Linked DNA regions of Mus musculus: all the other regions are linked to region 3. The links are chromatin contacts, found by Hi-C or POLR2A ChIA-PET in ENCODE. All regions are on one chromosome and are shown on one strand. Each heading gives the region's core, a stretch centred on a gene start or an enhancer-like site at or near the end of the contact. The rest is flanking DNA. Distances are from core to core; before and after follow the strand shown.

The links. A loop is a pair of places that touch in the nucleus more often than their neighbours do. ChIA-PET counts read pairs that join two places held with the same protein, here RNA polymerase II (POLR2A).
Region 1: POLR2A ChIA-PET joins it to region 3 with 13 read pairs in Patski. The contact joins the promoter of Ywhag here to the promoter of Dtx2 in region 3. POLR2A ChIA-PET finds 5 or more read pairs at or near these places in 4 of 5 experiments (Patski and embryonic stem cell).
Region 2: a loop to region 3 is called in a map of regulatory T cell, with 2.2 times the contacts of the local background. The contact joins the enhancer-like site here to the promoter of Dtx2 in region 3. A Hi-C loop is called at or near these places in 1 of 37 maps with a recorded cell type or tissue (regulatory T cell). POLR2A ChIA-PET finds 5 or more read pairs at or near these places in 4 of 5 experiments (Patski and embryonic stem cell).

Annotation. Positions count from the first base shown.
Region 1 is chr5:135,933,334-135,936,345 of GRCm38, reverse strand. Ywhag (tyrosine 3-monooxygenase/tryptophan 5-monooxygenase activation protein, gamma polypeptide) reads left to right here and starts at 1,705. Exons shown (of 2, transcript NM_018871.3): 1 at 1,705-2,023. The coding sequence starts at 1,937. It overlaps Gm40346 (a long non-coding RNA gene), which reads left to right and starts at 2,030. Exons shown (of 2, transcript XR_868594.2): 1 at 2,030-3,012.
Region 2 is chr5:135,955,860-135,959,053 of GRCm38, reverse strand. No RefSeq gene overlaps it. Among named protein-coding and RNA genes, the nearest start is that of Ssc4d, 17 kb to the left of the region's middle. Within about 2 kb of position 1,358, at least 1 of the 3 ENCODE cell types and tissues checked has a DNase peak (open chromatin) inside an H3K27ac peak, as active enhancers do.
Region 3 is chr5:135,992,950-135,996,098 of GRCm38, reverse strand. Dtx2 (deltex 2, E3 ubiquitin ligase) reads right to left here and starts at 1,299. Exons shown (of 11, transcript NM_001256096.1): 1 at 1,133-1,299.

The DNA.
Region 1 (3,012 bases), core at 456-2,955, 60 kb after region 3:
GAAAGGATATGAGTGGTCCTAAGGTACGGCTAAGGAGAGAGTTTATTACAGGTAAAAAAGGGGCAAGGTGGCAGCGCATGCCTTTAATCCCAGCACTTGGGAGGCAGAGGCAGGCAGATTTCTGGGTTCGAGGCCAACCTGGTCTACAGAGTGAGTTCCAGGACAGCCATGGCTACACAGAGAAACCCTGTCTCGGGGAAAAAAAAAAAAGATATAAAAGAGGCATAGCCAGACGCAGACACATCTGGAAGAGTCCAGAGTGGTCATGACCCTGAACCATGAAGAAAGGGGAACCAGCCAGGAAGCCAAAGGTACAAAAGGAGCAAAACAAGGGGTGGGTAAACAAAAAGTCTGGATTATATAGGGAAGAGCCCCTGGGCAAAGGGCAGCCCCTCCCCCTGTGCCCCAGCTGGCCTGGAGAACCTGGAGGCCAGGTTCACTTTGGTATGTTAAAAGTTAGTCAGCTGCTTGTTGTGGGTTCAAACAGTTGTCTCCTTTTTTTTTTTTTTTTTTTTTTTTTGAGCCGAGTGCTTTGTCTGCTTTGTGTATTGTTGTGTGCTAATGTACAAAGTCATTGGAACTGGGCCGGTGCTCAACGTGTTGAATGGATGAAGCAAAACTCTACAGTCAAGGCCATTGTGTTGGTGCATGCCTATAATTCCAGAACTTCGTCTAGAGTCACCTTAAGAAGTGTAAGACCCTACTTCAAACCAAACAACTCATAAAAACACAATGAAAATAAAATACGCAGTCAAAACTATAGCGGGTGTGCGTTCAGGCAGGCGTTGGTCCAGTTCACTGGAGAGGAAGAAGGGAGTCCCCCAGGGTCAGTCTGCAGGCAGCTACACCATTTAGGGAAAATAGGCAATATACCGGGCGGATATGTGTCATTCTATGATTTCATCCAGTTAAGTCCGATGTTAAAGTGCATCACTGGAGACTGCAACCATGGTGGGTGTGTGTTAGACAGTTGTCCAAGGGTTGCATCATTCACGCGGCCATCTCTAGGACAGGTTCACCTTTTCCATCTTTTCCATGGTGGTGGTTGGGCAGTTTGGATTTACGGTGTCTGTACTTCTTCTGCCTACTTTATATTCGTGTTTTTCCCCTACCCCTCCACCATGACCAGTTACTTCAGTTTCAGAGAGTCCAGATCTAAGGCCTTGACCTTTTCTTTCCTTCCAACTGCCCAGAGGCTATGGGGCGAGGCCGTGAATCAGCACTCGCTTAGGCTAGTGTAGACTGCTTCCCCGCCAGGGGTCCCCAGCGGCTGCGGGTTAGACCCTGCCCCCCATCCGGTCCGCCTCTGCCTGCGCGCAATGCCCACTGGGAGATGTAGTCTCCACCACCCCTTTGTCCTTGGTCTGCTCTGTAATTCAGCTTGCTGCAGGTCAAACTACAATTCCCAGGAGGTCACGCGCCAGAAGCTATGCAAAAAAAAAAAAAAAAAAAAAAAAAAGGGGGGGGGAGAGGCCCCCAGGGGGCAAGGAGAGGTGGGTTTGATGAAGCTGAGGATTTACGGTAAAGTGAAGAAAGGGGCACATTAGGGAGCAGTGTAGTACTGGGGATACACTGAGAAAATCGCAAAGAGCCACCGCGAATGTTCCAGTAGAAGAGAAGCCCAGTAAATGCAGGACCGGGCGGGACCGGGCGGGGCGCGCGCATGCGCGAGTAGGCGGTGACTTTTACGTCACCCGTGTGGGCGGGACCGCAGGGGGTTGTCCGCCCGCGGCACGCATTGGAGCCGCAGCCTCCTTGCGCCGGGTCCCGCGGTCGCAGCTCGTGCCGCCTCCTTCTCCTCCTCGTCTCAGTAGCTTGCTTCGTGGGTCGGTCCCTCCGACACACGAGCTCCAAGCCGCTCCTCTCTTTTCCTGAAGCCCTTCAAGGCGGTCTTCGGTTTCCTTCTTTCCAGCCGATCCTCTTCAGCCCTGTGAAGATGGTGGACCGCGAGCAACTGGTGCAGAAAGCCCGGCTGGCCGAGCAGGCGGAGCGCTACGACGATATGGCCGCGGCCATGAAGAACGTGAGTGTCTCCTCCCCTCCCCCCTGCCTCGCCCCAGCCTCTCCCGACACCGCGTTCCTCGGCGTGGAAGGCATGCTCCAGGGGCATGTTGTCTTGTCACGACTATAGGGTCACCTCTCCATCTCACTCCTTGGAGGGGTTGGGGACGGGGGCTCATGCACCCGAGTGGTGACGCGGCCTCTTTCCCAGCCTCTCCGAGTTCGGGGCTGGGGCGGGGTCTTGCGTGGCTGGTTTCTGCTGTGGGGTGGGGGTCTCTCTGTGACCCTGAATGTCCAGAGACCTGAGTTGGGGGCCGTGCGCATCCTTTGTGCCCCACTTCCCCTCCTCCCAGTTTAGGCGTGGGGGCGGGGGGACCGCATGGATGCGGTTCCTCTTTCTCTCCCTGGTGTCTGGGCGGCGCCTTCCCCATTCACTCAGCAGGTCTCCCAGTTTGCCGCCTCCCCACTCCATCACCCCCCCCCCCAATCTTTCCCACTGACACATCCTTTAAAGACGTTTCGGGAAGAAAAAAAATGTAGGACCCCCTCTCCTAAAAGAAAAAAGAAAAAAAAACCCAGCCTCAATGATGTAAAATCGAAACCACCTTTCTCACGTTTTTTTTTTTGTTTTTTTTTTTTTTAACAAAAGGCTTCCTTTTAACCATTCCCCAAAGCAAGTCTGTTAGGAAGGGAGGGATATGTGTGTTGCTGGCATTCCCATTCATGGCCCTCTATATAGCATCTTCATTTTTCATTTTATTTATTTTCCATTTCAAAGGGTTAACTATAATGCCTTTGAATGTTAACTGACTGAGATATGCAGTTTCTCTTTTAATTGCAGGCACGAGTCTGCAGAAATTCGTTTGAGTGTAAAAAAATATTCTGTCTGATCTGATACTGCAAACAAAGCGGTGGTGGGAGGCAGTATCAAGTCATTCCAGAAGATTCTGCATTTGTCATATTGCAGAGAGCCTAGACTGGGTGGAGGCTGGGAGGATTTATTTTAAAGGG
Region 2 (3,194 bases), core at 109-2,608, 37 kb after region 3:
TGCTTACATATAATAAATAAATAAATATTTAAAAACAAAAAAACAAAACCCACCTAGGACCTAAATCATGGAAGGCAAGTACTCGACCACTGAGCCACAGCTACAAACTCCAATTCTGGTTCCCTACCCCCCACCCCCACCCCGCAAAGATTTATTACTGAGTGTGCCTGTGTGTAGTGATGGTGATGATGATGATACAGGGCGTCCAGTTCTATCACACGCAGATCCCCTGGGTGCAGGCTTTCTCCTCAAATGCTGAGTTAGGCTAAAGGATAGCAAGCTCCGGAAGTCATCCAGTCTCTGCCCTCCGTAGTACCAGAGTTATAGGCATTCCTGGCCACTCAGGTTTTACTCCTGGGTGCTGGAATCCCCACTTGGGTCCCCAACTTTGTACAATGATTGCTCTTACCCACTGAAACACCTCTGCATCTGTGTATAAATGTTTTCATACATGGCTGAATGTTGCCCACGTGTATACCCTGTGTTCACCACAGTCACAAAGCGTTGGAGCCCCTGGTAGTGGAGTTATGATGGTTGTAAACCACACCACGTGGGTGCTGGGAACTGAGCTCAGGGGCTCTGCAAGAGCAAGTGCCCTAACTGCTGGGCCAGCTCTCTAGGCCCCTCTTACTTTAAAAAAAAAAAAGGCTAATGCATGCATGTTTGAGTACATGTGTGGTACATGTCACAGGAATTCTTTCCTTCCATGCGGGTACCAGATTCTTGATACCTGCTGAGCCATCACGCCAGCTTGGCCCCTCATCATCTATACCATCGTCCGGACCCTATGTCCTGGTCTCTACGTTCCTGAGGATGACTTTAAGTTCTGGTGAGTTTTTCGAAGTGCAGCAGGCTAGCCTCCCTTGTGTATTTGTTGTCACACCTGCCTGACAACTCGAATGGGAGCCAAACCTTGAGGATTGATGGATTAGCAAAAAGAGAAGAGGGGAAAAAAAAAAAAAAAAAAAAAACGAGGCAACTGGGATTGACTTCCTGTAAGGTCAAACTCCAAACTTCCAGGGTCTTCCCACTCAGGCACTGCTCCGGGAAGTGTTCTTAACCACTGTGCAAACGGAGGAAACAAAAGATCAGTGAAAGGTCCAGGGTTTTTCTGGGTCATCAAAACAAAACAAAACCAACAGAGTCCAGGTGTTGGGATTCCCACTGGAGCCCCGTAAGCCTCGACGGCCGGGGCGGACAGGGTAGGACGTGACGTAGCCCTGCCCTTCCGGGCCCCAATAACTCACGCCTTCCTGCTGAGTCACCGCAGGAGCTCAGAGGAGAGCCCGCCCTGGGTCGGAACTGAAGCCACGCCTCTATCTTACTGAAGGATTTTGATTGGGTAGCTTTGAAACTGGTTCAGCCAGTCGCAGCAAACGGAAGGTTGCTGGTTAGGTGGGGCAGGGGCGGGGCCACGCTCTTCGAGACCTTTCCATGCCTCGGGGCGGGTCTTTTTTTTTTTTTTGTGCAGAGTTCTAGGTTTGGTCTGACAAAGGAATTGAGTCCCCGGTACAGCCCATACAAGGGAAGGAAGGTCAACCATTCCCAAGACACTGTAGTTTAGGCGACATTTTCAGTCCCCGCGGACCTTTGCGGATTACAAAGAGTATTTACCAACAACAACCTCTGCGCCACAAGGCTGCTTCTCTCCTCACCACCCCACCCCCTCACCCCTTTTAAAAATGCTTTAGTCAAGGTCTCATGCAGTTCAGGGTGGCTTGCCAAAGGTGACTTTGAGTTTTTTTAATTTTATTTCTTCCTCTGCCCACCCAACTGGGGTTACAGGTGCGTGCCACCCCTGCTCATTTATGCAATTCTGAGGAACCCAGGACTTCACTTACGCTAGGCAAACGCTCGACCAACTGAGCTATATCCTAAAGCTACTGATATTTTCATAAAAGACCATTTGGTTGGTTTTGTTTTTTTCGAAACAGTTTTTCTGTATGACGCTGGCTGCCCTGGATGGAACTCAGTCTGTAGACCAGGCAGGCCTCAAACTCAAAGACCTGCTTGCTGAGATGAAAGGCATGCGACGCTTTCACAGAGGACATTTAACCCACAAAGGACTGTTGAAATTGTAAAACCGGTTCACAATAAAACCAGAATTGGAATAGGGTGTGGTGGCACTATGGGGTAAAAAACATCTAAAATAAATCAAGATTAAGGAGGCTGGTGTGTAACTCAGCTGGTAGAGCTCTGTCCAAGCATTCAGAAAGTCCAAGGTTCAGTCCCCAACTCAGTTTGGGTCAGCGAAAGGGTTCCACAGGTAAAGGTGAGGCCATGTGGCCACACACACACACAATTAAAATGTCTTTTTTTTTTTTTAAATCAGCAACTACAAAAAGAAAATAGATTTCTAAAAAGGGAAGAAAACAAACCTCAGTGTGGTGGCTGTCACATGCCTAAAGTCCCAGGGGTGGAGACAGATGGTCACCCTCAATTATACAGCTAATCCAAGGCCAGCCTATGCTACATAAGACATGGTCTCAAAAACAAACCAATTAAAGAATTGGAAAAGGTTCCCCACCTCTGGCAAACATGAACAATAAACTGAGGGGTGTTGTGGTTGTGGTTTTGTTTTGAAACAAGACAATGTAGCCTATGCTGCCCTGAAATGTGTTGTGTAGCCAGAAATGAACGCAGACTTCTGAACTCCCTTGCCTCAGAGACAGGATCTCACACTTCAGTCCAGGCTGACCTCAAGCAGTTTCCACCCCCATCATCTTCCCAGTGGCTGGTTTTATAGATGTGAGCTACCTCAGGTGGGTTAGACTGAGGATTTTAACACAGCCTGCTGTACCACAGCAAATTCTATGTGTAGCATCACCCTGACCGAGTGTCTGTCGTCTTAAGATTGGCCCTGCCAGCCAGGCATGGTGGCACATGCCTTTAATCCCAGCACTTGGTAGGCAGAGGCAGGCAGATTTCTGAATTCGAGGCCAGCCTGGTCTACAGAGTGAGTTCCAGGACAGCCAGAGCTATACAGAGAAACCCTGTCTCGAGAAAAAAAAAAAAAAAGAAACAAAAAAAAAAAAAAAAGATTGGCCCTGCCAGACCAGAGCAAGTTTGACATAACTCAATCTGGGCAGATGGAGAAACATGCAGAGAGCCAGGATTGACCTGCCCCACTGTGAGCTACAGAGCAATAGGGACTTGAGTCTTTTGCACTGTCATTGGCTTCCTTTTCGCTGGAT
Region 3 (3,149 bases), core at 50-2,549:
CTGCGTGAGGACTTCAGAAACCGGTCCCACGGATGGTCCATGAAGGAAATCAACACACCAGAGAGGATAAAAATTTGACCAAAGTCACACAGAAAATAAGCAAAGAGACTTGACACCTTGACCAACTGAAGTCAATCCTGATTCTCGTGGCTACTGGGAACTCTACATCACAGAACTGTTACTTTTGGGTTGTTGGGGGTTTTTTTGTTTTGTTTTGTTTTAAGCAGGGGCCACAGTATATAGCTTAGGGCTGGACTGGAACTCCTGAGTCTCCAGCTTCTGCCTCACAAGTGCTGAAATTACAGTCATAAATCACCACACCTGGCTAGCACTCTTTTGGGGAGTGAGAGGGATGTAATATAGTATCTTGTGATGAAGCACAGGCAAGCTTTAGCTACCCGCAAACCTTTGTCTCCCAAATACTGGGATTATAAATGTGCAACACATTGCTGGGCTCTCTAGAATTTTAAAGGGGCTAAGACGGCACGGAGAAAAGAGAGTTCATTAAAGGTCTTGCCTGTGAACACATTCCCATTCATGCCACTGTGGAGGCAAAGCTAACGCGGGCAACCCTGCAGCTGTGTGAGGGATAGGATGAAAAGCGGAGCTTCAAAACAGAGACACCCCAAAGTGCCCCAGAGACCCAGTCTGACACAGACCGAGAATGGAAAGGCAAACGCCTCCAAAGTCCAACTCTCTCAGACAGTGGTGGATCCCTATCGCCTGGATGTAACGCCCCCACACACACACAAACGCTCCAGGACTGAAACTGACCCCTCAGGGAGCCAGGGTAGCAATAGCCTCACTGCTCTTCCAGGTCCTGTAGGACTCAAACTGCCAGGGATGCGACCCCTGTCTCTGCAAAAAATAGGGCTCTTACCACACCCAGCCCAGTCCCCAACGCTCAGAGCGTCCCAACTGCGACTTCCCGCCTCCAGGACCCTGGTACCGAGGTGCCCAGGGCTCCCAACGCCCCCAGGACTCACCCATCCCGCCGGCACGGCCCTCCCTCCTCGCACGACCGCCCCCTTCCGGTCTCAGCTTGGCTCAATAGCCCCCTCTCCTCAACCCACCCACCCACCCTCGGGACCCCAGGCTGGGCGCCAGCAGGTGGCCCGCCCGTCCCGCTCACCGAGTCTGAGGGAAGCAGAAGGAACAGGTTGAGAGGACCGCCGACCTCCGGGCTCAGCTCCGGCTCGGCCTGGGAAGAACCCTCGAGTATGTCTCCGACTCCGAGCCGGAGGCAGCCGGAGTGAAACTCGGCGTCGCAGCCTCCAAGCACCGCGCTGCGCATGTCCACCTCACGCAGTGCCTTCTGGGAAATGTAGTTCTGATGAAGCTGAGTGGGCTGAACCAAAGCACACCAGCAGATATAAATGTACCCAGCCTTCTCTTTCTCCTACTGACTTACTCCCTCGCTAATCACTGATGCATTTGATTTTTAATAATTTTTATATTTCTTTTTATTATGTGTGTATATTCTGGAGGGGGGTGTACTTACAGAGGTCAAAGAACAACTTTAGGAGTCCGTTCTCCGTGTCCACCTTCACGTGGGTTCCACGGATCGAACTCAAGGTGTCAGGCTTGTCAGCAAATGCCTTTACCCTCTGAGCCCTATCGCCAACCCTGATTTTTCCTTTTGTGGTGTTGAGGATCAAAGTTAATGCAAGCACAGTAGACAAGTGTTCTACTACTAATTAATCCCCAGCTATAAGAGTCCACTTGTAGGGGTGGAAGGGGTCCAGGATCTCATGTACCTCGGAGTGGCTTTGAATTTGTGATGTAAGCCTAGGCTGCTCTTAAACTCTTGAACCTCCTGCCTCTGCTTCCTAATTGCTGAGCTTACAAGCACAGTCTTTAAAAACATAGATTTAAAATTTTTAAATAAGAAAAGAATCTATTAAAAAATGTTAAGCCGGGCGTGGTGGCGCATGCCTTTAATCCCAGCACTCAGGAGGCAGAGGCAGGCAGATTTCTGAGTTCGAGGCCAGCCTGGTCTACAAAGTGAGTTCCAGGACAGCCAGGGCTACACAGAGAAACCCTGTCTCGAAAAACAAACAAACAAACAAAAAACAAAAAACAAAAAAAAAAGTTAAACCTTGGCTTAAGTTGGCCTGGCTCAGTGGTAGAGCACTTATCTATCGAGTAGGCAGAAGACCCTGGATTTGCAAAAGAAGTCCTTAAAATTCCACTTCACAGAGCCTGTTCCATTCCCAGAACCTGCTCCCGGCTCACCAAGCAGAAAAGATGAACACAGCTAGAGAAGTCAAGGAGGCCTGGCCTCAGCAGTGTCACTGAGGAGCAGGGGTGCTTGCTACTGTTTTGCTTGGAAAGGCAGAATTGTGTTGCTTCCTGCCTCTGCTAATTGGTCTCCATCTGACACTGCAGAGGGACAGTCTGATAAGACACAGCTGCTTTGCTCATTATTTCTGATGAATGGATGGCACCTGGCATTTCCTAGTGCCGATGGTAGCCACCAAGGACCCACGTATAATCTATACAGCCAGAAAGATCTTAATGACTTCACAGCCCAAAGAAAACGTGTCTGTCCCCAAAAGCTCTACATAAGTCCCTCCTAGTGGAAGTAGGGGGATTTTTTGTTTATTTGTTTTGGAGACAGGGTGTCTTAGCACCTGGCTTCAGAGATGGCCTGCAACTACTAATCCCCCTGTCTCACCTTCTGAGATTGCAGGTGTGTACTGTTGTTCCCAGCTATAGAGGAGGACCAGGCAGGGGGAGCGGGGGGGGGGGGGGGGGGGGTTACCCAGGGCTTCCTGCACACTAAGCAAGCTCTCTGCTGACTCAGGCATATCCCCAGCCCTCCTAGCCTTAAATGGACTCCTGTCTGCTGATTTCCATTTTGCATCCATGAACTTACAAATAAGGACTCCTATTTTTTATTATTCTCATTTTTTTTTTTTTGTACAGGGATGGGTCATGCCACAGCATTCATATAGATGACAGAGAATGTGTCCTTCAGGTCTCTGCTTCTACCACGTGAGTCCTGGGATCAAACCTAAGGCATGAGACTCGGTGACAAGTGTCTCCACCTGCTGAGCAAGCCATTTTGATGCTCTTGTGTCCATACTTAATTCATCTTCAATATTTAAGTGTAAGCAATCACTTTTTTTTTTTTTGAGACAACTGTT